Regions from separate parts of the Homo sapiens genome. Here region 2 is linked to region 1. The links are chromatin loops, found by intact Hi-C in ENCODE. Cell type or tissue: thyroid gland. All regions are shown on one strand. Each heading gives the region's core, and the rest is flanking DNA. Links, peaks and the distances in the headings are about the cores only.

The links. Hi-C counts contacts between places; a loop is a spot of excess contacts. Peaks named below come from ENCODE experiments on the same cell type or tissue, not always from the same donor. Only the 100,000 strongest peaks of a DNase experiment are listed, where the experiment ranks them.
Region 2: a loop joins it to region 1, with 1.8 times the contacts of the local background. A loop is called at or near these places in 1 of 110 quality-filtered maps.

Annotation. Positions count from the first base shown.
Region 1 is chr11:69,534,577-69,544,221 of GRCh38, forward strand. No RefSeq gene overlaps it. Among named protein-coding and RNA genes, the nearest start is that of LINC01488, 58 kb to the left of the region's middle. RefSeq lists enhancers at 1,090-1,234, 2,347-2,848, 2,849-3,348, 4,096-4,756, 4,775-4,919 and cis regulatory regions at 1,162-1,163, 4,842-4,845. In thyroid gland, for the core only: no CTCF peak of the experiment used is centred there; DNase peaks (open chromatin) are centred at 4,355, 5,385, 7,225, 7,545 and 1 weaker place; H3K27ac peaks cover 3,727 bases.
Region 2 is chr11:69,460,654-69,470,298 of GRCh38, forward strand. No RefSeq gene overlaps it. Among named protein-coding and RNA genes, the nearest start is that of LINC02747, 14 kb to the right of the region's middle. RefSeq lists enhancers at 619-1,187, 3,032-3,765. In thyroid gland, for the core only: no CTCF peak of the experiment used is centred there; a DNase peak (open chromatin) is centred at 5,068.

The sequences.
Region 1 (9,645 bases), core at 2,819-7,818:
TGGTGAGCAAAATAAGCCCGTCATAAAAGAAGGAATGCTCTGGGGTCCCACTTCCATGAGCTCCCTAGAGCCGTCACACCCACAGAGATGTGGCCAGGCGCAGTGGCTCACACCTGGAATCCCAGCACGTTGGGAGGCCAAGGCAGTAGGATCACCTGAGGTCAGGAGTTTGAGACCAGCCTTGCCAACATGGAGAAACCCCATCTCTACTAAAAATACCAAAAATTAGCCAGGCATGGTGGCGTGTGCCTGTAATCCCAACTACTCAGGAGGCTGAGACAGGAGAATCACTTGAACCCGGGAGGTGGAAGTTGCAGTGACCGAGATTATGCCATTGCACTCCAGCCTGGGTAACAAGAGCGAAATTCCATCTCAAACAAACAAACAAACAAGCAACAAAAAAATCCACAGAGATGTAAAGGGAGAGTGGTGGGGTCAGGAGCTGGGGGATGGGAGGGGGAGTGAGTGTTCAATGAGGGCAGAGTTTAAGTCTGGGAAGACAAGAATGTTCTAGAGATGATGGTGGTAATGATTGTATAACCATGTGAATGTATGGTTGAAATGGTGAACTGTTACTACAAACATAAAATAAAACACAAATGCTGCTCACCCCAAACTCTAGAATAGGAAATAATTGTTTTTCCTTCAAAATGTAGATGAGAGAGGTGCTGCCAAAAATTCTGTAAGACCTCTTCTTCTAAGCTTTGCACAAGAAACTTGCACAATAATTAATCAAAGTACTTGAAATATAAAAAATGAAAATGTTTGGGCCGGGTGCGGTGGTTCTTGCCTGTAATCCCAGTGCTTTGGGAGGCTGAGGCAGGAGGATCGGTTGAGGCCAGGAGTTCAAGACTAGCCTGGGCAAAATAGCGAAAACTTGTCCGTACAAAACATTAAATTAAAAAGAAATGAAAAAGAAAAAACGACTCTACTAATAAAATATTATGATTATTATCAGAGACAGGGTCTCACACTGTCACCCAGGCTGGAGCAGTGGCATGATCATAGTTCACTACAGCCTGGAGTTCCTGGGCTCCAGTGATCCTCCCATCACAGCCTCCCAAGTAGCTGTGACTACAGGCACGTGCCACCACACCCAGCTAATTTTTTTGTATTTTTTAGAGAACGAGTCTCGCTATGTATGATGCCCAGGCTGTTCTTGGAACTTCTCTGGGGCTAAGTGATTCTCCCGTATCAGCCTCCCAAAGTGCTGGGGATTACAGACAGGAGCCACCATGCCTGGCATAAAATATATTTTTTAAGAGTATGAAAATCACTTCTGTTTCACCCTCTACAACAATGCAAGAATGTTCCAGAGTGTGAAGGAGCTGCTTGTGGCATCCCACAGTCCCTTGTCACCCATAAGAAAAGTCCATGCCCTTCCACAGCATCCGGCCCTCCTGCTGCTCAGCCCCGCTGCTCTACAGAGCCCCCCCACACTCGCCCCAGGGTTCCCGCCTGCCCAGACCACTTCTTGCCTGGCCCAGCTAGCATCCCCCTCCTCGGCCCAGGCCCCTCCCTCCCCTCATGCCCATCATGCCCCATCCATCCCCAGCACCCTAGTCCTCTTTCCAGAAGCTCCTGCCTGCAGGCTCTGCCATAGCCGCATCCTGTCTGCTCACTGAGCTCATTCCCCACCAGCAGCACCAGTCTTGTGAGAAGCTCCTCGGGCCCTGCCCCCTGTCTCCTTGAACTGGGATGGACTGAACTATGTCTCCTGGAATAGACTGAACTGTGTCTTTCCCATGCTCCTATGAGGACATCCTCATCCCCAGAGTGAAGGTATTTGGAGACAGGGTCTTTGGGAGATGACTATGGTTAGGGAAGGTCTGAGAGTGGGGCCCTATGATGGAATTAGTGCCCTTATGAGAAGCAACACCAGAAAGAGAGTCCTTGCGAGCTGTCTCTCCACCCCCACCATGTGAACACAGAGCGGACGCAGCCTTGCACACCGGCAAGGCAGGGAGCCCTCACCAGGAACTGAATCAGCCATCACCTTGTTCCTGGACCTCCAGCCTCCAGGTGGGTCAGGTGCACTGAGTCAGTGAATGAATGAAGGGCTGGTTCCTGTGCCCATGTCTGCACGTGTCCTCCCTCTGCCCGGGCATCTCCTGGAGCCCGGTATAGGCAGACTCCAGCAGGACCTGTGCTGCACGCCTCAACTCCCCAGGCCCCTCCCTTCACTTGTTTAGAAATGCACTGGAAATACTGTGGGCGCCATTTTCACCAATCGAGTGTGCGGAAGCTTTTAGTAAACACGGGTTACTTTGATGCTAATTATATTTAAATAACATGTGTGTCTACAATTATATAATTATACATATATGTAAATACAGAAAAAAATACCAAAAAATAATGAACTATTCCCAGGCAGGGGTCTTCTGAAGGTTATGGGATCATTTTGACTTGCTCTTCTTTATACCCTTGAGTATTCTCCAACTTGCTTACAATGAGCGCGGATTCTTTTTTTAATAAGCAGAAAAAAATGTTGCTTTTAACATTTAGGAAGCTGTCCTGAGTATCTGGCACATTAAAGGGAGCTTGCTGGGCACTGTGGGATTCATCGATAGGTAAGAAGGAGAGGCAGAGTCCCTGAACTCCATCAGCCTCCAGTCTGGACAAGACCAGACACCCACACGCAAAGTGGAGCCAGGTGGTGCCCTGTGGGAAGCCAGCATGTGCCAGGCACCTGGAGAAGGAGCCAGAACTGGGTCTGGGCTGACGGAGGGGAGACCCACAGGCTACGTGGAGAGAAGAAGCATGTCTGGCAACGGAGGGCACGCGGCTGGAGGGGCTGAGGGGATGCATGAGAAAATGAGTTTGGCTTCAAATATGGATGTCACCAAATGCCAGCACAGGGCCTCAGACTGGACACACGGCCCGTGGGTCACCTGGTGCCTGTAAAGGGGCACCGTGTTTCTTCTGAAATATCTCTGGCCACTGGGGAAACGCCGTGTGTGTGCTGGAGTCACATTGCATCCCTTGCCTGGACACAAGAGCAGGCCCCACCTTGCTCTATCTTCAAAACGCTACAGCACGGAGCCCCCAGAAGCAGGGGTACCCCTTGGGTGGCCGCCTAAGTCAAGAGGCCTTGATAACCGGAAAGTCACACTTTTTTCTTTCTGAATGGTGCAAATCAATAGGAAAAATCGAGATTGTCTGAGGAAGCTTTCTTCAAACATTACAGAACATTGTCCACACTGAATGTTTTGTTCATGTTTGAGGGCTGTGTAGAGGGGATTGATGGAGATGGTGGGGCTGCTAAGGCCCCCATATGTTCCAGAGCTTGAGGCACAGGCCCAGCACCCAGTGGGTGCCCGGTGTGATTGCAGAGCCTTCTGAACGGTGCTGTGTGGGTCATGGGAGCACTTGACCCATCCCAACCAGAGGATGGCCATGTTGGGGGATGTGGCTCCAGAACCCCCAGTGCCCAGCCCCTACCAGTCTTCTTCCCGAGCTGATTTCCGAGGGCATAAATCTGCTTCCCTCCTGCCCCTCACTCCTCTAAAGAAAGGCCTCCTGCATCCCTGGATCCCCGATTTCATCTTTGAGGCCACCAAAAAGTCACTTCCTCCTTCCTTGGTCTAGATGGTCCTGACCCCAGCAGAGCAGGGACTCGGCAGGGCCACTGCTTAGGGAGCATTGAGAGCAAAGGGGCTGCTTTCAGCCGGTGGTTCTCAAAGTCAAGGCTTGATGAAGACACGTGCAGAAAGGAGATGGGCTGGAACTGGGGGGCCTCAACTCTGCAGCTGGGGAACCTGACCCAAGTTGACCAAAGCTGGGGGACGCAGGCAGAGTCTGGCTCTGGCACCTCCAGCTGAGCCACCACAGAGGGTCCTCAGCTGTAAAGCAGGGACCCAGGGACCAGCAGCCACAAGGCAGGGTTGCTGGGAGGGGCCATGAGCTGAGCAGCTCCGAGGCTACACCCCAACTGTGTCTGATTAAGTCCTTTCTGTTACTCTTTAGGACTCGCCCCCAACGCCAACCCTCCTGACCTTGTCCCAAGTCTCCCCTGGCTGGTTTCTCACATTGTCCTGGGTCTTGATCACTGACAGTTGACATAGCTGTCCCCCACCCCCAATCATCCTCCCCCAGGACAAGTGACATGTCATAGTCAATGCTGTCTCTCTCCGGCACCCACTCAGTGGAGCCACTCAGGGCCAGTTAATTCAAGGAAGGAAGGAAGGAAGGAAGGGAGGGAGGGAGGGAGGGACGGAGGGAGGAAGGAAGCAATGCCTCTGTTGGAAAGGTACCCAGGCTGCCTTTTCCTCCTGGAGATCAGGGCCTGCAGCAGGGCTGGAGTGGGCAGGAGGAAGCCCTGGCAGGACATGCCCAGCCCCTCTCATGTGGATGGCAGCCATCCAGCAAGAGAATGTGGGCAGAGGAGGTGGATTGGTCAGGGCTCTGCTTCAAGCCAGACTCCTGCCTGTGGGCCAGGCTAGGGGACTGAGGCCTTGGGTGAGGACCTGAGGCTCTGAGCTATGGTGGACCCAAAACCCAGACCTCTGCTTTCGCCAGTAAGCGGAATAGCATCAGGGATGATGGGCCCTGGCTCACAGGCCACCCGCTGCTGAGAACGTGGCGGGGGACCGAGCCAGGGGCTTCAGGCCAGCTGCAGTGAAAGGACGGGAGGGGCAGCCTCCGACTTGCCTGGTGCCAGCACCTGCAGCCCACAGTGCACCGAGCCTTCCCAACCAGGCCCCACCATCAGATCCAGCAGCAGGCCCCTGGATTCCCTGATTTCATCTTTGAGGCCTCCAAAAAGTCACTTTCTCTTTCCTGTCAGGCACCCACTCAACAAAGCCACTCACAGCCAGTTAGTCAGAAGGAAGGAAGGAAAGAGGGAAGGGAAGGGAAGGGAAGGGAAGGAAGAGGGAAGGGAAGGGAGAGGGAAAGAGATGGGAAGGAAAGGAGACTTCTCAGGCCCCAGAATTCTGGAAGGCTCCAAAAACCTGGTTAGACAGTGGCATGAGGAAGCAGCGTGCCCAAGAGTGAGGCAGCATTTGCCACAGCGGGATATAGAAGGGAGAGGTAAGACGGCGTGTGCCGGTGCCCACAGCCTCTCAGCCGCAGGGGACCGAGGGAGCTGTGGCTTCCCTTCATTGCCTACTTTTAGGTTTTGTAACCACGTGAATGCCTCATCCACTGAAAAAATTAAACTTACAAACTTGCCAGAATTTGCCCCTGAGGGCCCGAAGCCCCCCTGGGCGAGGACGCTGCAGCAGTGCATGTGAGTAAGACCCTGTATCTGCAGGGCCACCCCTCTACCACCCATCTCGGCACCCACACCCCCTCAGCACCCCAGGCTCCTCTGCAGAACTGAGGCCCCTCCCCTCCACGGAGGCACTTCCCTGTCTCAGAAGGGAGGAAGTCTCTGCTTGAGTGCCACCTGACTGGAATCTCACAGGAGGAATTGAAAATCAGCGTCACAGGCCCCACTCCTGGCCTCCACCCCAGCCTGGCTTAAAGCAGAAAATCAACACATAGAAGGAGATGGCTATTTTGAGTGCTGGGAGCCAGTTTCTCTCCCTTTTCTCCCTCGTCTTCCTCCCCCTTTCCAAGGGCCTGGCCCCTCCTGGGAAGGCAGGGAAAGGACAAAGACCCTGGGAGAGGGACGCGCCTGCCACTGCCCAGCCTGGGCGGCAGAATGACACAGGCGCTGGAACTCACCCTGGCATTGGCCTGGCAGGAAGGCCCAGCTGCCCGCTGGCCCGGCTCCTCCTGGGCAGCTCCGTGGGAATTCCCTGGGGGCAGAGCGCATTACAGGAAGCGGCCGCTGGGTGCAGGGCGGGCTTCTCTGGTTCCCATAGACCATCCCCTCCCCATGAACTGGAGCAGGCTTCCCGTGCAAGCCCATTTGGCCTGGAAGTAGGAAAAATACCGCTCCTATGGTTCTGTGTTCTGCTGGAGAAAAGTCTCCGGGGCCGGGCCCCACCCCGATCCCCGCTTCTTACCCACCCCACCTACCCTGGCCGTCCCTCCACTTTCTCCTTACTTCCCCCAACTCAACCACACTCCACAGGGTCATGGCTGCTTTCTCTGAGCTGACAATGCTGGTGCCACTGCACACAGGACCACCTTCTGCACCCCTAAAGGGACAATGGCCGGTTGCTGGGCTTGGTGATGGTTCAGGGTCTTGAAAACCTTTTCTCTGCCCGCCCCTGCCCCCACCAACCCACCACAGACTGAGACAGCAATCCCAGGGCCTCCGTGGGAGAGGAGAAGAGCGTCCCAGGACACCACCCACCAGAGCAGCTCAAGCCCCCAAGCCAATCCCTGCCCTGGTTCCACACCCCAGCCCCCACTGAAACCCCGGAGGCAAAGCGTCGCTCTAGCTCTTATTCTTAGCATCGAACTTGCTCCCACTACGGTGGGAATAAGGTACCTGGCGCCGGTGCATGTAACAATGGGCCGGGGGCTCAGGCGGCAGGTTCATTCTGAGAACCCTCCACCTCCTTAAGACATTTCTTGAGGACTTGGGTTTATGATGAGTGAGTCATGGAGCCACATAATTAGAGATAGGAAAGGCAGCTTTGCCAGGGCCTCGACTTGGACCAGAACGTTCTACTTTTAGATTCATGGAACAATCACATCTCACTGGACCTGAGACAAGTGAGGAAACTGAGCCCCAGAGAGGCAACCGGGACTCTCGGTGGAGTACATGGGGAGCAGGGACAAGATGAATGGGGGTCCCACATCTCCAGAGGTCTGGTGATCTGGCTAATACATGGCATCAGAAGTACCAACAGCTGTAGGAAGGGAGGCTGCATCTCCAGCCCCCCAGGAAGGCATGGGACCAGTCCAGTCTGAAGAAGGAGCTGGGGGCAACCCTGAGGGTCAGCTCAGGCCTCAGAGCAGAGGACAGCTGGGATCATGATTGGTTTTTTTCAATCTCAGCCTCAGAGCAATGCTCCAAGAACAGGAACCTAAAGGAAGCCAGGCTACGAGATCTGGCACTTGCATCTGCTCCTGGAAGCCAGCCTGGCCTCTGGAGGCCTGAGAACCTGGTGCCACTGTGAGGACCTCATGCCACTGTGAGGACCTGGTGCCAGTGTGAGGACCTGGTGCCACTGGGCTCTCGCTCTGGGCTTTTCCTTTCAGTTATCAGTCTGCAGTGGAGACTGGTTTCCACTGCCAGGGTGAGGATGTTTGGACACCATGAGAACCCTCTCGAAATTCCAGGGTTTTGAATTTCAAGCTGAGCTGGGTCCCGGTAGTATTCAGGTTCACAGGAAGTTGGCACAAATCAGCCTCCTGCTTATGATGGGCAGTGGGGAGGGGGTCAAGGAAAGCCTCTTAGGAGGTCACAATGACATCTCAGACACCAGCGAGTGCTTGTGACACATACTGCTGAATGAAGTCTGGGTGAATCAGAAACACGAGGCTGCATTTCCCTTGGAATACACTCGGGGTTAATAATTACATGAGAAATCACTTGGCAAATCCATGTGGGGTGTTGCTGAACCCAAAACATTCAAGAAGATGTTTGACTAATCCCATCCCTGGGCATGGCCCATTCTTTCCAAGAGGGCAGGGGATGGCTTTAAACAACTATGGGCCACATGCTTGCAACCCACAAGGCCTGGCTGCTTTCCAAGAGTGTTTCTCTGCCCTTGAACATCTAGGAATCGAGTTCACCTGGGGAGAGGGGATTTTTTTCCCAAGTGATTCTATGGGAATTGATTACCTGATTCTCTGGTTCTAAAACTTCAACAGCATCTACTGGGAAAATGAGGTGGGGGGAACACGGGGCGGGGGACGGGGGGAGGTGAGGTGGGCGATGGCTCCTGGGGGACTTGTTAAGAAATATTTTGGATGATTCAATGACTCTCCGGACTAGAAGCCTTTTGATTTTGATTAACCACGAAAAAAACTCCACCGGCAACAGTGAGATCATTGCGTGAGTGGGGCTGCTTCGTATTGTCATGAGAGTTCCATGAAGGCCCCGAGGGCACTCCGAAATATCACAGTGGCTTCCAGGAAATTCTCTGCCAGCATCTGCAGGCGGGAGACAAAGTGTTGCCTTGGTCCCATTTCTGGGGCAAAGGCGACGCTCCGCACCCTGCACTTGGCGCTCTGCGCTCCGCACTCCGCAGGCCATAGTCTGCACTCCGCAGTCCCCAGCCCGCACCCCACACTCTGCTCTGCACTCCGCACTCCGCACCCTACTGTCCGCACTCCTCACTCCACAGTCCATACCCCACACTCTGCAGTCCGCACTCCGCAGTCTGCACTCTGCATTCCACACTCCGCAGTCCTCACTGCCGCAGTCCACACTCTGCAGTCTGCACTCCTCGGGCTGCTGGCAGGGCCCTGCGTATCTTTGCTCAGAACTTTCCTTCCCAGAGCCTCAGCTTTTCCGGCTGCCTGGGTGGCCTCAGAGGGTCTAAACAGCTTTCCATGCTCCTTCGCACCATACCTCTGGGCTCGGGGCACAACTTCTGCCACATTCTGTGCCACGTGGTCACTAGCACTGCGCGGCCAGATTTCCACAGGCGTCCATGCCGCAGTTGTGTGCTAAGGGTCTACTGTGTGGCAGAGACGCCCAGACAAAGAAGACACAGCTCACGGGCTTGCGTGACTTACGGGTAGGGGGACCCACCCACCTGGTCATGGCAAACCCCTGAGAGAAGTAGAATGCGCTGCCTTGTCCATCCCCCGCCACCCATCCATCGGTTCATTCATTCCATGAATATGTGTTGGGACATGTAAGACTTGCTTTCATCCCCTGTAGTTGCTATGACAAAGTCCCACAAACTGGGTGTCTTAAAACAATAGACATTTACTCCCTCAGAGTTTCAGAGGCCAGCCATCCAGAATCAAAATGTCAGCAGGGACAATGCAGTATGGCTTAACTGTGTCCCCCAAAAGTTCATGTGTTGGAAACATGGTTCCCAGTGCAGCCGTCTTGAGAGGTGGGACCTTCAGGAAGTTGCTGGGCCATGAGGATCCTGCCCTCGTGAGTGGATTAATCCATTCAGGGGATAATGGATTCATGGCTTATGGAGGGAATGGGGTAGTTATCACGAGAGTGGGTCTATGATGAAACTCACTTCAGCCATATCTCATGAGCCCCCGGGCATCTGAGGCCCTGTGCCCCTCGGGACTCTGCAGAGAGTCCCTGCCAGCAAGAAGCCCCACATCAGAGGCACCCCTCAACCTGGGACCTCCCAGCCTCCAGAACTATGAGAAATAAATATCTTTTCTTCATAAATCACGCAGGTAATTACTTATAACAACAGAAAATGGACTAACACAGCCACACTGTCTCTGAAGGCTCCAGGGAGGATCCTACCTTGCCTTGTCTGGCTTCTGGTGGTTGGTGGCACCCTTGGCATTGCTTGGCTCATGGCCCAATAGTCTCACCTTCAATAGTCACGTGGCCTCCTCCTGTCTGCGTCCCTGTAATCAAATGTCCTTCTTCTTCAAAGGACCCATTGGATTTAGGGCCCACCCCACTCCATTCTGACCTCGTGCTAGCTTATTACATCTTCTTCTGTCTGCACCCACCCTATTTCCATGGGAGAACCCTGAGGTCCTAAAAGGCCATGGACTCTGTGGGGTCACCTTCCAGCCCAGCACAAGCATGTTGCAGGAGCAGGCACTGTTCTAGTCTCTGCCATCACGTACCTTGCATTTCCGGTA
Region 2 (9,645 bases), core at 2,513-7,512, 74 kb before region 1:
AAATGACTCAATTGCAAACACAGGCTATGTTTTAGGGAAAAGGGAGGCTGATTCAGAGGGTGGAGCAAGAGCCTGGAAGACAGAGCCAAAAGCCACAGTGACTCACTCTCAGGTAGTAGGACTGAGCCCCAAACAGGGAACTGGCAACACATGCCCAGCTGGATTTCAGAATTGCTATGGACCAATTACATCTGTGTGCTCATTATATTTACACATTCTGAATTGGAGTGTCTATGGTGGCTCTCCTCTACCTGGCTCACCACTGTATTTGGGTGAGATGGGCAAGAAACCACAACTTAAGACCATCATTCACCTGGAGCTGATGGAGAGGATGCTTTCCTGGACTTTGAGCCTGATGCTGTGATGGGATGAGAGATTGGGGAAGTGCAATGTAGATAAAAGGAAAAGTCTATTTTGCATGCAGTAAGAATGTAAATGATGGAGTCCAGAGGGAAGCCTGTATTGTATTTTCCAAAAATGGCCAGAACAATATATCCAGGCCCATGTGCTCTTCCAGAACCCTGCCACTCCCCATCAACAGGCAGGGTCTATTTCCTCTCTCCATGAACCTGGGCAGGATTTTGTGACTGTCTTGAATAGGCTGTGGCAGAAGTGGAGCTATGACTTTCAAGTCATCAAAAATGATGCAGCTTCCATCTCAATCTGTCTCCCTCTCCCACTCTCACGCCCCACGCCCATCTCTTAATTCTCACCCTTCAAATCTAGCCACCATGTTGTGAGGAAGCCCAACCCACATGAAAAGGCCACATGTAGGTTTTCTAGCCAACAGCTCCAGCTGAGGTCTCAGCCAAGAGCCAGCATCAACTGCCAGGCATGTGAGGGAGCCTCCCCTGGTGTGCTCCCATTTCTTGAGCCACAGAATCTGTGAGCATAACAAAGGGTGGTTTATGCCACTAAGTTTGGGGTGTTTTGTTATGCAACCAGAGTAAATGGAACAATGTATTTGCAGCAGATTGCCAGAGTCCCAGAGGTGCACACACCCCCCAGGTCACGATTCCCCCACTGGAAAAGGGAATGGGTCCTCAGGGTAAGAAGCCTGGATAGCCACAGGAGAAGGCTGATTCCAGCCCGGAGTGGGAGATGGAAACCTCGCCCTGAGCCGGCCCAGCCCTCCCCAGGCCATCCAAAGGGAGTGACTGTTTTCAGGGGAACAAACCTCACCCACTGTTCTTCTCCCTTGTAGCAACTGGAGTCTGGAAGTACAGAGAAGGAGAAAAGCCCAGCGCATTTCTGAAAAGGGGAAGGAGCATGGCCCTGCAGCTTTCTCTAGATCCTGGTTCTTCAGCATGGATGGAAAAACATCTCATCCAATCAAAATGCAAGCCTTGGCTCCATTCTATGGTGTCTGGCATTTTTCTTCTTCCATTCTCTTCACCCCTGTTTCATTATTTCAGTGTTGTCTGAACCCTTGCTGTTCCCAGTGTGGTTCTCCAACCAGCAACAGTGGCATTGCCTGGGGAGCTGGTTTGAGAGGTAGGATCTGAGGCTAGCTCCAAGTCTGCAGAGTATGAATCTGCAGGATTCCCGGGCACAGAGCTTGAGAAAAGCAGCTCTATGCAGACTCACTGGTGAGTCCAGCTGGCTGGGAGGGCAGAGGGACGCTCAGCCCAGGGGAGGCCAGAGCATGGATAACCCGCACAGTGACAGCATGGCTGCTGTCGATGGGAACGGCACCAGCTCTACACCCACTGGAGGCTGGGGACCATCTGCAGACACTGATGCTGAGGGGCAGCACCTGGCCCAGGGATAGCAGAGAAGGGTCTGTCTCATGTGCAAACCTGGTTGCCGGGTGTTGGCCAGGGTTGCTGGGCTGAGGATGATTTGGGAGGGAGAGTCTAGACGCTGGAGGAAAGAACTCTGTCATCAATTAGCTGTGTCTGCCGGCGCATGAGAGGGGAGTGGCGCCTTGTGGGTGTTATTTGCTCTCCTTGCCTAGAATGTGCAGAATTGCTTTTGTGCCATTTAAACTTTCTTTCCTCCCCTCCTTCCTGCTAGAAGATTTTCCAAGAGACGTTGCCATTTGTGAGCCCATCACTGCACGTGCCAGTCACCCATCAACCTTCCCTGGGTTCATGTGGACAGGACGAACGTGGGACCCGTAGTGTCTGGCCTGGACCCGGCCCCAGACATCCATGGCCACACCAGTTGCTCAAGAGCCAAAGAATCTTCCAAGCCAGCAGTGTGGGGCCCCAGCCCGTGCGATTCACTGCTGTGCTCATTCCTGACAGCATGCTTTCCGCAGCCTCTGCTGTATGGTCCAGCAGCAAGGTACCCAGGTCTCGATATGTCTGGTTCCAGTTTCTTTTCTGAAAACCAAAACAGCTGTGTGTCTTGGATCTGAGGACACTGCACAATTCCTCTTATCCCCAAATACCTGCTTCCCCATGGGACATCCCAGTCCCTCAGAAGGGGCTGCTGAATAGCTTGCAGAACCCCTTAGCTCAGACCTTCTCCCCCACCCGAAAGCCGGGCAAGGAAAGCTGTTCCCATTTACAGATGAGGAAATTGAGGTTCTGAGAGGCGAGGGGAGCTGTAGATCACATGAGCACCCAGAGGCAAAGCTGGGATGGACGAGTGGGGGAAGCCATGGCCCCGTGTCCTGCACATGGGCTGAGTGCCCCATGGGGCACCTCTCTGAGTTCACCCGCACCGAATGCCAGCCGGTGGGGCTGGGCACAGGCACCGTGGCTGGTGGGAAACCTCCCCAGTTCCTTCTAAGGAGCATGCTGGACCCACACCCTCCCACAGAAGCTTTTCTGGAAACAAGCCTGATGACCTCAGCACATTTTTTCCAAACACACCCTTCCTCCCTCTCCCAAAATCTCAGTGACTTTGGACCATTTCCCTAAGGATTGGCTAAGGCAGGGCTGAGGGCCTTCTCAGGGGACTCCCTCCTTGAGCAGCCCTGCAGCCCCCATCCCACCCCAGCCACCGTCCTGGCCTGCTTAGCTGGGATCTTCAACAGAAAAACCACAAATAATTGAGCTGTTTAGGAGAACATCAGTCTGGGTTTCCATGGCAACAACCTCTGGAGCCAGCTGCCCCGACAGCTAACAGCTCAGGGCCAGGCCAGCCTGCCTCCAGTTCAGTGGCGGACCCGGGTCCACGCTGGCTTCTGGGGTTCCAGACTAGGAGCCTGGTCCTCCACAACAGAGGTCAGGCTGGGCACCAGGAGGGGAAGCCTAGAGGGCTGAAGCCAGAAACCCCCAGAGCCATCCCCCCGCCCCAAATCATCACACACAGGCCAGCTGCTGGGGGCCGGCACAGCTTCAAGGCTTCACTTCTTCCCTTCTGGCCTCAGCCTCACCCTCCTGCAGGGCCAGTCCCACTCCCCCCAGCAGGGCAGGTGGGGAAACAGAGGCCCCGCAGGGATCTGTGGCTGGCCCCGGCACACAGCAGGCGCCTGGTTCCCGAGACCATTCTGCAATTTGTCTCAGCCTGTGGCTATTCCCACTCCTGGAGTACAGACAACCCCAGGGGCCTCTGCCTGCCCAGCCTCTAAGGAGCAGAGAGTCTTCTGCCCCTGCAGAATCCTAAGGGTAGCAGAGGCTGCGCTGGTTCCCTGGGCTTTATCTGCCCTTTCTTGTTCTCTCCCCATAAAAAGCCTACTCTCTTTACCCATTTTGTTTATGAGAAAAGGAAGGCACGGAGAGGGCAAGGAAGTCACCCGGAGTCACACAGCTCCTAAGCAGCAGGGCCCGGGTGGAGCCAGGACAGTTCATAACCTGTGCCATCTGGGAGCATCATCAATCCCACCACACCTGGGGTTGCCAGGCTGCCCACAGTCCCCCACCCAGCATAGAACCGACTTTTGAGGGACACAGCCTCTTGGAGACTCTGAAGCCGCTCAGCAGACAACTCCCTGGTGCCCCACAGGGCTCATGCCCTGTGCCTGGGACCCCACCCGGGGGGTACAGAGAGAAATAAGAGTGGGCTGCTACCAACCTGAACCTTGCCATTGGGTGGAAGGGAGAGTTTTGTGGACCAACTGCCACTAAGCCATGAAACAACATAGGTGTGGCTCTACCTGGCAGCAAGTCTCACCAGGAAAGGTTTCCGAAAGAGGGAGGACTGGGGAGAGGGCAGGGTGAAGTCCTCCATGTGATGGGACCAGGAGCCCACAGACCACCGGGAGGCCCAGCCAGGGGCTGTGGGAGATGGAGCTGTGCTGGAGCCACTGCTGAGTGGGTGATGGGTGGGGCCGGAGCAGCGCCGTATGCAAAGAGAGAGGAGCTAACAACTCTGCAACCAAAGAGCAACTAGAGAAAAGAAGCCTGTCTTTTATTTGTGGATTTGTGACTTTACGTACCTACTTTGTCACAAAAAGAAGATTCTAGGAGGCTTACAAAATTACAAAAATGCACACAATACAATGTGATTTTTAGTAGGTGAGGAAAACATAAGATGAAGCAGAAGTCAAAATATATGCCCTAAGTCCTCAATGTGTACTGTGTGATGTAGTAGTAAAATTGACTCTGAGTTCCCCGGCAGCCAATGTGAAAAGGAAAACACACCCTGCCTTTGAATTTACAAGGAGCATGGGATAAAACTAACAAGCTGCTGGGAGACACTGGGCTACAGCTACTTCTGAAAAAGAAGAGGAACTTCTTATCAGGATCATGTTGACAGTGTCAGCATGAATAGCAACTGGACAGTGTCCCAGCACACACACAGGGATGCCTCTGGCCCATTTTAATCATAGCATCCCTGGGGACAAGAGGTTGGCTCAGGCCCCCTGCAAGGGATAAGCTGAGGTAGAGGGGCCTGCAGCTGTCTGGTGGCTGCGCCTGAAGAGGCTTGAGCACAGCTTCGAGGGTGAGGCATAGTGGAATCCAAACCTTGCAACTCCCATGGGGATGGGGACTTTGCAGAATCCCACAAGATTCTGCAAAGTCCCCGTCCCCCGCTCCTGCCCTCCTTCCAGTTGGAACTAAGTTACAGAAGCACCCACTTGGAGCCTGGTGCTCAGACTTGGCTGCAAGCTGCAATCACCTGGGAGTTTACAAAGTTACTGGGCGCTGGGTTCCACCCCCAGTTCTGACCTAATCTGTCCGGGGTGCGGTCTGGGCATGAAAAGTTTTTCAGGCTCTCCAGGTGATTCTCGTGTGCAGCCAAGTTAGAGAACACTGACTCCCGGGGAGGTGGATTACCTGTCCTCCCGGCAAAGCGCAGGACTCGCAGTTTGGCAAGCTTCCAGCAGCAGCGAGTTCGGGTGGCTCCGTGGGGAGCCTTACCCCAAGGCGACAGCTGGGTGGAGGGTGCCCCCCAACAAGCCGTGGGGCTGAAGGGAAGCCACCCACCTCAGAGCAGGGGTTCACCATCAGCCATGGGGGTCCTCAAAAAATAATGTGGGTGGGCTCTTCTTCTAAGCGCCAGTTATATAAGTGATCTGGACCTGTAATTTTATTCCTTAGATAAGCTTTTCCCCAAGATTGTGTTCTGCATGGCGCTCATTTCATGATGGTGTGAGTCAGTGGCACGCCAGAAGATATGCCATGGCAAAGAGGCTGTGGAGCCCGTGGCAGCCAACATTAAGCAGAGATTTTTCACAGCCAAAGATGCTGACTCAGCTCTCGTGCCCGGTTCCCCAAACTCTGGGCCATGAAACCCTATTTTCCAGATCTAGTGTTTTTCAGGAGCTGGTTTCATGGCACTGTGTTCTACAGCCTATTCATTGAGAAAGGCTGCTGTAATAATTTCAGCCAAACCTGATTATTAAAAAAAAAAAAATCATTAATTAAGGAGCTCTAGGGGCCAACAGAAGCAGAACACCAAGCTTTGGATACAGAGGCTTCCTGAAGGAACCTTGGAGATAAAGTAGCTGAAACATGTACCCGCAGGTAACCCAATGAGTCGAATCAGACTTGTTAGCGCTGTGTTGGCTAAATGTTGAAAGAGGTTTACTAAAAATGACAATTCACGTTTTGGAACAATTGAATCTATGCCATTCTTTCTGGCAGTAGTCCAATCCTAGGTCCAATCACCTGTTTAAGGAGATTTTCAGCTGGTGACAAAATAATTCCATTAATAAGACTTAATATTTTTAATATAAGGAAAAAAATACTATAAATCAACAGAAAAGGACAAAGGACAAGAAAAAAAAACAATGGAAAAACTAAGAAATGCAGGCAGCCAGCAGAGGCCTGGTGAATAGGCTGGGTTATGCCACAGTAAAAAGCATCCTCCCCAAAGCTGAGTGACTTAAACCACAATGTCTGTTTTTTGCTCACGCTCCGTGGCAAGTGAGAGTCCCAGGCCTTTCTTCCCATCAGTCTAGAGCAGAGGCTTTCGGAGGCTCAATCTCAGCCTGGGCTCTAAGATCTCAGGAGGACCAGGGACAGTGGAAGGAGTGAACATTTACTGGCTCTTAAAGTTCCATCCAGAAGATACACACACTGCTTTCACTTGCACCCCCTTGGTCAAAAAAGTCCCGTGACCACACCCACTCTCAGAGCTGGTGAGGAGTGCAATCTTACCTGAGCCCTGGAGGAGAAACCAAATTCAGTGGGAACAAAGACGACATCAGAACAACCAGGAGACACTGTGCAATTGTTTGCCAAAGTTGACAAAAGCTAAAGCAAAAGTGAATGGAACCTTGCCTTTAGGCAGTTTATCTTTTTAGCCTTTTGGTGGAGAGAAGGGAAGAGAGAGGGCTGGGGACCTGGGGAGGAGTGGGGACATCCAGCTCAGTGCCAGGGAAAGTGATGTCAGGCACAGGTTAGGGAAGGGCAGGGCAGAACACCTCTCGCTGGCTCTGCTGGAAGGTCACTCATGCACAGTGGTTCTCATTAGGATTAGGATGCAAGCACCTTAGAAGCACCCTTTGCCTTGCGGATGCCTGTGGCTAATCCTCACGCAGAGAGAAAGGCCGAGGGAAGGTCAGGACAAACAGCATATCCTCATCTTCCCCCTGGGGTTTTCCAGGACCGGATGATAGGACAATAGTCAATAACAGGAGACCAAGAAGCAAAGACCACCTATGCCACGGAAGAAACTTGCAATGTATGAATAAGGAAAGTGGCCATTGCAGGAATTATCCAGCCCAGGCGTCAAGGTGTCTAGGAAGACATGAGACCTACGTGAGTAGGCGGTGCGGTGGGGTTAGGGAGTGTGGCTGTGGTTTATGAAAATGAGCTTCTGATCAGAGGGGCCTTATCTAGAGAGTCAGCAAAGCAAGGTGAGTTAGAGGCCAGGGTCAGAGCCGCCCTTCAGGGAGGCCCCGAGGAGTCTCAGAGGCTGGGCCCTGGAGCCCAGGTGGGCACATTGCCAGGACCCAGGCGGACAGACACTGGGATGTGTACATTTCAGGGGAGCTGGTCTCAGCTTCTAGACCTGAAGAAAGCCGTCAGCCCTGACCTCACCACCCAGATTCTCATTCTGCCCTGGTACTAGAACATTGACCCAAACACAGACAGAAGAGAGGAGAGAGGGCACTGGGAAGAAGCAGCTAGAGGTGGGAAGGATGGGGGGAAGGTGCTGCCAAGAAAATGAGGCGTTTCTGGAAGGTGGTGGTCTTCATGTCAAAGCCAGCAGAGCCAAGTACAAATTGGGCAAAAGACCCACCTGGGTGTCCTCTGCAAGACAGGGCTCCGGGAGTAGCCAGGACAAAGGGCACAGAATTCCTTACAGCAAGAGCAGTTTCACTGATTTACTAATAGGTCATATTTAGCGAGCATTGGCCCGCACTGGTCATAGGCCGTGCACTGAGCTAGGTATTGGGGAAGTGGTTTGTCCACTCGTTCATTCATTTATTCATTCATTCCATGGGTTTCTTGCGCATCCACTGTGGGCCAGGCGCTGTGCTAGGTGCTTGGAATGAGGCGGTGAACTGAGTAGATACAGTGTCTGCCGCAGACTCCATTCTCATAGAGGAGACAGACAGGAAGTGCGTAAACCTGTAATAGGATAGAAAAATGGGGTACAAGGTGACAGGGTGGTCACGGAGTCATAGCGGTTAGTGTTTCCTAAGCACAAACTCAGTACCTTGAATGTGTCAAAGCCATTTTCATCCTCACCGCAGGAGAAAGTTCTGTTATTTCCCCCATTCCACAGAGGAGGAAGCTAAGTCACAGAGAGCCAAGGTGACCTGCCCAGGGTCCCACAGCTCATAAGGGGTAGCCTGGGAAGTTGAAGCCAGGCAGACCAGCTGCAGAAAACCCACAGGAACCTCAGTGCAAGGTGGTTTTATTGGGGCTGAGGCCTCAAGCAGGGGAATGTGGCCTCCTGAGACACTCTGGGCGGCCAGGGCCTGCCTGAGGTGGGACCAAGCATGGTGGAGTGGCTGGAGCCCGGTGGGGAAGGGAAGGAGGGAGAAGGCCTTGGCAGGAGCAGACATGAAAAGCAGGTTGATTTTATTCTACTTGAAACGGGATGCCATTGATGCCGCCTCGCTGTGGTGGAAGCGGACACGGGGCGGCCGGAGCCAGGCGTTCTGGGGTCAAGGCCACAGTGTATTTTAAATGGTCGGAGATGGGTGTACAGAGCAGGTTTCTGGGCCCACTTCCAGAGATTCTATCGTTGCAGGTCTGGGCAGGGGCTCCGGGGCCGCCTTTGAAACTCTCTCCAATGCACACACACCCACTGTGAGCCTCTGGACGCACTCCTGCCCCCAGGAAACTGAAACTCCCTGTGGATACCAGGGCCCTCCTCCCAGAGGAAGAACAGTTGAGCTGCTCCCTGATGGAAGAAAGACAGTTCCAGAACACGTGACGGTGAGGACAAGAATTTCAAGCCAGGGGGAAGACATGAAGGAAGGACCGGACACCTGGAGGTGGAAATCGCAGACAAGGGCTGAGCTGGAGGGGGCTTTGGGGTGACTGGATCACAGAGGGTAGAAAGGGGTGAAGCAAGCCTGGGTCATAAGTTGGGGCTCCTTCAAAGCAGCCACAGACCCAGGGGGAGAGGCTGTGGGCACAGCTAAGCCCCTCGTTTGGTTGGTGAACTCTGACCCTCCTGAGGCAATCCTAGTAATCATAGCAGCAATACGCATTGCATTTTCGGGGTGGGCCAGGCCGGGCACTACCCACATTCCTAGCAGTGATTGTATTTGATCTGTTTGGTTTTGTCTGAGACAAGGTCTTGTGCTGTCGCCCAGGTTGGAGTGCAGTGGCACAATCACGACTCTCTGAACCTCAACCTCCCAAGCCCAAGCAATCTTCTAGCCTCAGCTTTCCAAGTGACTGGGACCCCAGGTGTGTGCCACCATGCCCAGCTCATTTCTTTATTTTTTTGTAGAGATGAGGTTTCACTGTGTTCTCCAGGCTGGTTTCAAATTCCTGGGCTCAAGTGATCCTCCTGCCTCAGCCTCCCGAAGTGCTGGGATTATGGGTGTGAGCCACCGTGCTGGGCCTCATTTGATCCTTTTAACAGCTCTGTAAGCAGATGCAATGATCACCTCCAATCTATTGGTGGAATAACTGGGGCTCGAGTCAGACCACATGAGCCATCATTAGCAGAGGCTAGGTCTCTTTGGGGACCAAGCCTTCAGATAATAAAAATAGCCGTACGGACAGTAACACAAACCCACCTCACTTATCCAAATTCTGAAATCCAAAAACCTCTGAATCCCAGAATTTTCTCATAACTTACTTGGCATCAAAACCTGACCTGGAATTTTTGGCAACA